Regions from separate parts of the Homo sapiens genome. Here region 2 is linked to region 1. A link is a contact called in ENCODE Hi-C or POLR2A ChIA-PET data. All regions are on one chromosome and are shown on one strand. Each heading gives the region's core, a stretch centred on a gene start or an enhancer-like site at or near the end of the contact. The rest is flanking DNA. Distances are from core to core; before and after follow the strand shown. Region 1 overlaps ADGRA1 (adhesion G protein-coupled receptor A1). Region 2 holds the start of KNDC1 (kinase non-catalytic C-lobe domain containing 1).

The links. Hi-C counts contacts between places; a loop is a spot of excess contacts on that map. ChIA-PET counts read pairs that join two places held with the same protein, here RNA polymerase II (POLR2A).
Region 2: POLR2A ChIA-PET joins it to region 1 with 15 read pairs in Panc1. The contact joins the promoter of KNDC1 here to the enhancer-like site in region 1. A Hi-C loop is called at or near these places in 2 of 168 maps with a recorded cell type or tissue (ovary and transverse colon). POLR2A ChIA-PET finds 5 or more read pairs at or near these places in 3 of 52 experiments (Panc1, activated CD4-positive, alpha-beta T cell and common myeloid progenitor, CD34-positive).

Annotation. Positions count from the first base shown.
Region 1 is chr10:133,108,687-133,111,698 of GRCh38, forward strand. The region is part of intron 5 of ADGRA1 (adhesion G protein-coupled receptor A1); the gene reads left to right. Among named protein-coding and RNA genes, the nearest start is that of ADGRA1, 22 kb to the left of the region's middle. Within about 2 kb of position 1,590, at least 9 of the 41 ENCODE cell types and tissues checked have a DNase peak (open chromatin) inside an H3K27ac peak, as active enhancers do.
Region 2 is chr10:133,158,646-133,161,657 of GRCh38, forward strand. KNDC1 (kinase non-catalytic C-lobe domain containing 1) reads left to right here and starts at 1,574. Exons shown (of 30, transcript NM_152643.8): 1 at 1,574-1,924. The coding sequence starts at 1,823. RefSeq lists enhancers at 1,945-2,534, 2,535-3,012.

The DNA of each region.
Region 1 (3,012 bases), core at 340-2,839:
AGTCTGCCCACCAGTCCTGACCACTACACACATTTGCCGCAGCCTCCTGATGCCTCCCTCAGATATCCCAAGACAGCTCAATACTGGGTGCATGTGGCCCCAGCTCCACCCCTCCCCTCACATCCTCCATGGTCCCAGCTCCACTCGGCCCCAGCTCCACCCCTCCCCTCATGTCCTCCATGGTCCCAGCTCCACTTGGCCCCAGCTCCACCCCTCCCCTCATGTCCTCCATGGTCCCAGCTCCACTCGGCCCCAGCTCCACCCGTCCCCTCATGTCCTCCACGGTCCCAGCTCCACTTAGCCCCAGCTCCACCCGTCCATCAGTCCCACAAAGGAACCAGCTCCACTTGGCCCCAGCTCCACCCCTCCCCTCATGTCCTCCATGGCCCCGGCCCCACCCCTGCCCCTCATATCCTCCATGGAACCAGCTCCACCCCCACAATGTCTTTGCAGCTCAGCAGCAGCACTGCTCTCCCAGCATTCGTGTCTGGGTGCTAGACATTTTGCCAAACTCTCTACCCCCTTTCCCAGATCAGGCCACACCTCCAGGCCCAGGAGTCTTCCCCACCTTTCCTGTCCCTCCTCCTCTCCCAGCCCCCGCTCCCTGGACCTCATCTTTCCTGCTCTGTGGACTGCCCTGACCCCAGCGGGCCTCCAGGTCCCTTTCTCAGCCTCCTGCTCTGCCACCTCCACACCACCTGGATACTTTTTCTCCCCAGCTGGAAGCCTGACTGCTTGCCCCCACGACCACTCCCCAGACCCCCCATTGCTGCTCAGCTGTGGCTCAGAGCCTTCCTGTCTGCCCCTTCCTGGCCTCACCTGCCCTTTGAGCACTGAGGGTCGGTCCCTCCAGTGGGATGGTTACCTCCCGTCTCCATTCCAGCCTCCTCCCTGCACCTCAGCTTCCTCTTAAGTGAGACCCCGACCTTCTGCCCGGTGCCCACCTCCTATTGCAGAGCAACTGTCCCCTGACCTCTCCTCCCCTCGATGACAATGACGGGAAGGTCCCTCCTGGTTCATATTCTCCAGGCTTGGCATCCAGCCCCTCCTGATTAAATGTTGAAACCAGAAAGAGACAAACGGCAGGGATGTAGTAAATATGTGTGAAATCGGCCTCCAGGCTCAGCTGGGCTGGATGTGTCGATGGAAAGCAATCAGTTTCATACTTTGTTCTGAGGCTTGGGTGAGCAGCACACTGCCCGTCATGCAGTGTCAGGCCCCACGGCCTCTGCACACTCAGGGCGGGGCTGGAAGGACTCGGGACTCAGCAGTGGTGGCATTCCTGGGTGTGGTTTGTCTCCACAGAAAGATACACTCAGGGAGGGGCTGGAAGATACACTCAGGACTCAGCAGCGGCGGCGTTCCTGGGTGTGGTTTGTCTCCACAGAAGGATACACCACAGGGCCAACGAGGGAAAAGACATCCAGCAGGGTCCAAGACTCCAGGTGCCGTCTCCAAAGTTCTCCTGTCCTGGGAGACGGCAGGTGGGGAGGATCCACACGGAACCTGCTCCTTCCTCCAGCAGCAAAATGCAGCAAAGTGTGCCCCGCACTTCTGCCCAGGAGGCCGCTCAGGCTCAAGCTCCGCATTCTTGCTGGGACAGGTCACTCCTGTGTGCTCTGCCAGCTCCGCTGGCCACAGCTACGGAGCCTCACACTCTGGCGGGAAGGCAGGTGCTGCCGTCAGTCATAAGGTTCATGCAAACAGCCCAGGCTGCTGTAGTGCCACATCCTGCGTCCCTGCACACAGAGCAGCCTTATCAGGCAGTGCGTGGGGAATGTGCTGAAAGCCACTGACCCAGGCACCTGCCACGCCCCAGAGCTGGCCCTTCTGCAGAGCAACACTGAGCTGCACAGGGTCGAATGTTCAGAGAGAAGCTCCTTGGATCTGCCATTTCTAACTATATGAGTGAGAAGAAAGAAAGCCTGAGAGAGAGAGAGTCGGTAAGAAATATAAAGAAATACTGGAAGAAAAAGAATAAGGGCAAATATTATGCACCCTGAGCTGACCCTTTGTACACAAAACAAAAGCCAGTGGTCTGATGCCCATGTCTGAACAATTAGCCTGCTTCCTCTATACCCATATCTCACAATCCAGATTTATTTTCCGGAATTCTGTTTTGACCTCTATTCAGCCTCTTCCCCTTCCTTGTCTTTAGTTTCCTGCCCAATCCCTTTGCCGCAGAGTGATGTCTGCATGGGGCCCTGGACACAGGTGCTGCTGGATAATTCAGTGATCCCAGGTCCCCAAGCACCTGCTCCAATGTGAGCACAGCCCACTGAAGGGTTGTTTCTGAATCTGTTAAGTGGAAATGTGGCTGAACTGGGGAGGTTCTGGGTAGGCTGGGCCACCTGCCCACCAGGGACACCTGCCCTCCTAATCCTGCCAAGCCACCTGCCTGCCATGGGCAGCTCCCCTCCTAATCCTGCTGGCCACCTGCCCGCCAGGGGTGCCTCCTCTCCTAATCCCACCAGACCACCTGCCCGCCGTGAGCACCTCCCTCCTAATCCCTCCAGACAACCTGCCCACCACAGGCACCTCCCTCCTAATCCCACCAGACAACCTGCCCACCACAGGCACCTCCCTCCTAATCCCACCAGACAACCTGCCCCCCCGGGAACCATCCCTCCTAATCCCACCAGACCACCTGCCCACCACAGGCACCTCCCTCCTAATCCCACCAGACAACCTGCCCACCACGGACACCTCCCTCCTAATCCCACCAGACAACCTGCCCACCACGGACACCTCCCTCCTAATCCCACCAGACAACCTGCCCACCACGGACACCTCCCTCCTAATCCCACCAGACAACCTGCCCACCACAGACACCTCCCTCCTAATCCCACCAGACAACCTGCCCACCACGGACACCTCCCTCCTAATCCCACCAGACAACCTGCCCACCACGGACACCTCCCTCCTAATCCCACCAGACAACCTGCCCACCACGGACACCTCCCTCCTAATCCCACCAGACAACCTGCCCCCCCGGGAACCATCCCTCCTAAT
Region 2 (3,012 bases), core at 324-2,823, 50 kb after region 1:
TGACACGGCCGACTCCAGGAGCCTGTGAGTTCTGCATTTTACCAACCGCATGCACGTCTTTCCAGGAGTGCTTGCCCTATGGCTGCCCCCCAAATTATGGGGTTACCTTTGCCCCCTATTCAGTGTCTATATCCTCACCCCAAGCCCGTGAGGTGACCTGGGCACTCGGTGACAAAGTCCTGTGCTTGTGGGGTCCCTGGTGCCTTCCCTTTGGGGTCACGTCAGCCCGGCGTTCCCCCGGAGGCACAAGTCTGGGTGGCAGCTGAGAGGCGTCAGGGGCACATCCAGACCTGACAAAGGAGGCGGCCCCAGCCCTGCAGCAGAGGGCCCAGGAGCCCAGGGGCTCAGCTCCAATGTCCAGGTCTGAGCACCAGGGTGCAGCGGGATCAGGCTCCTGGAGCAGAGTCTGCCTGCCACTTCCGCCTCCTTCCAAGACAGGGACTGGGGCGCTGCAGGCCCTGTGGGGCCCACAGAGAGAGAGCTCAGGGACAGCTGGCTGAGGCCACCCTCTGTGAGACTCCTCCTCTCCAGCTCCAGCCCACTCCACCTTGGCTTGCTGCCCAAGCTTCCAAACACCCAAGGATGGGGGAGGCTGCACCTGACTGCTGACTCGGTGGACCAGGGTGGGCCCCAGGGTGGGCATTTTCAATAAGGTGGGGCTGCCTGGCTGGACGCAGGGAGTCTGCCCAGCACCTGCCCCACTCCCAGCCTCCGGCTTCAGTGCCCACCTGGCTCCCGGGGAGCTGAGCCCCTGAACTCCCTGCCAGGCCAGAGTGACAGCCCGGGTGACCGACCAGGGGACAGAGTGCTGGGAATTCACGTCCCTGAACACACTGCACCCTCCCACTCTGCGGTCAAAAGCCCTGCTGCTCCTTCAAGCCAGGAGCATGGATTAAGTACCTACTGTGTGCCTGGCCAGCCACACGGACGGGGAGCTGACAGCCGGGCCCTGAAGCCGCCCTCTCTCCTGTGGGAGTTCTGGGGGTGGCCGGGGAAGGTGAGATTCTCCTCCACCCTCCCTGCCTCTTGGCCGAGCTTGGGGCTATCCTGGCTCTTCTGACCGCGGCACTACCGTGGGCCGGGGTCACCCTGGCGCTGAAGAAAGCCCCGGGGGGCCTTTGGGGCAGGAAGAGGTCAAGAGCCCCAGGACCCCCCAGGGTCCCCCAGGACCGGGGAGGGTCGGGTGCCCAGTGGGTCTCTCCGATGCCTCCAGGTGGGGATGAGGCAGCGTTATTGCCCCACCCCCAACATCCCCGGGCCTCCGAAAGACCCTCGCTCAGGAGAGACCCCGGCCCAGCGACCGCCCCGCCCCCCACCCCGGGCCCCGCCCCCCACCCCGGGCCCCGCCCGGCCCTGCCCAACGCCGCTGCAGAGGCCACCCCGGGACTGCGGCAGCCCCGCCCGGCAGCAGCGGGGGTGGGACGGGGGCGGCGGGAGCCGGCGAGGGGGTCTGCCCGTCCGAGCTTTCCTGGGCGCCGGCTCCGCCCCTCGACCCTTGGGGCCCAGGTGGGGCGCAGACCCCGTGGCTCCCCGCGGAGGCCACACGCCTGGCTCCGCCCCCGGTGCCTCCCCCAGGAAGGAGCGACGTTCCCTAGGCGCCGGGTCCGGACAGCGCCGCGCAGCCCCCGCGCACCCCGCGCCCCCCGCGCCCCCCGGGCCCGCCCCGTATCCCTGACCGCGTCCCCTGGAGACACTGCGGCAGCGGCGGGCGGGCGGGGGCGGGCGAGGGCCGGGCGCGTCTCCATGGAGCCAGGGCGCGCGTAGCCGAGCCCAGCCCAGCCCAGCCGGAGGCCCCGGGGGCGGTGCGCGGCGCGGCCGCAGGATGCAGGCCATGGACCCGGCCGCGGCGGATCTTTACGAGGAGGACGGCAAAGACCTGGACTTCTACGACTTCGAGCCGCTGCCCACCCTCCCCGAGGACGAGGTGAGCCCCCGGCCCCACTGGGGGGCCCCTTCCGCCGCCGAGGGGTCCGCGGAGAGCGCCCGGGGGGAGGACCCGGGAGGGGCTGTGAGCTCCCGCCTCCCCAGGCGCCCTCCATGGCCGAGGGGTTCCCACCGCCGTTCTCAGCCCCCGCGTTAGGATTTTCACCCGGAGGGGACAGCACCCCCGAATGCGCACGGGACGGCGGCGGGTGGGCAGCCCCTGCAGAAGTTGGTGCGCGGTAGCTCCTGGTGGAAACCCTGGCGGGACAGTGTGGGGGCAGCAAGGAGGACGGAGGGGGGTCTGCTTACTCCCTGCCGGGCCCCAGGAGGCCAGCGGGGTGCAGAGCAGCAGAGTCCAATCAGGCGCCGCTCAGGAGCTGGGGGATGAGGTCCCCGGAGCTGAGGTTCAGGAGCGGGGGGTGGGGGGAGCGCTGGATGACTGCCCCCCGAGACTGAGAGCTGCTTCCTGCTCTCTGGTTTTCCGGGCCTTCACCCAAGACCCCCCTACCCCGCAAGGTGCAGAGGGGCTCTGCCTGCCATCTGCATACCCTGGCGCTTCTGCTCATGGACCGCCCACCCTACAGCACCGGCTGCCCAGACGCCACCTTGGCTGGGTCTGACCCTGTAGCTCAGCTCTGGCTTGGCTGGGATGGAGTGGACAAGCCAGGCCCGGAAGCATGAGAGGTGGCCCCCAGGGGATACAGCAGCTCCCAGAGGGACCCTCACCCTCCAGGGATCCGAGATCTGCCAAACCTCCAACAGGCAAGAGCCCAGACGCTGGGCGCCTGCGTCTCCGGGTGACAGCGTCGTCACCTGCAGCCATTAGTGGGATGTTGTGGCGCCCTCTCTTTAAAGCCGGCCAAGTAAGCCTGGAGCAGGGAATCCCGGCTGCAGCAGCCGCGGGCCTGACCCCCTCGCAGTCCCCACCTGCTGCCCCAGGGGAGTGGGCTCTGAAGGGACCGGGAGTTTCTGCTGTGGAAGCACCGTCCTTCTGGGAAGGTTCAGCCCCAGGAGGCCCTCGGCCCAGCCACCTAGAAACAGCTGAGGCTGTGCGGGGGTTGGCGATGCCCCCGCCCCCACCATGGCCTG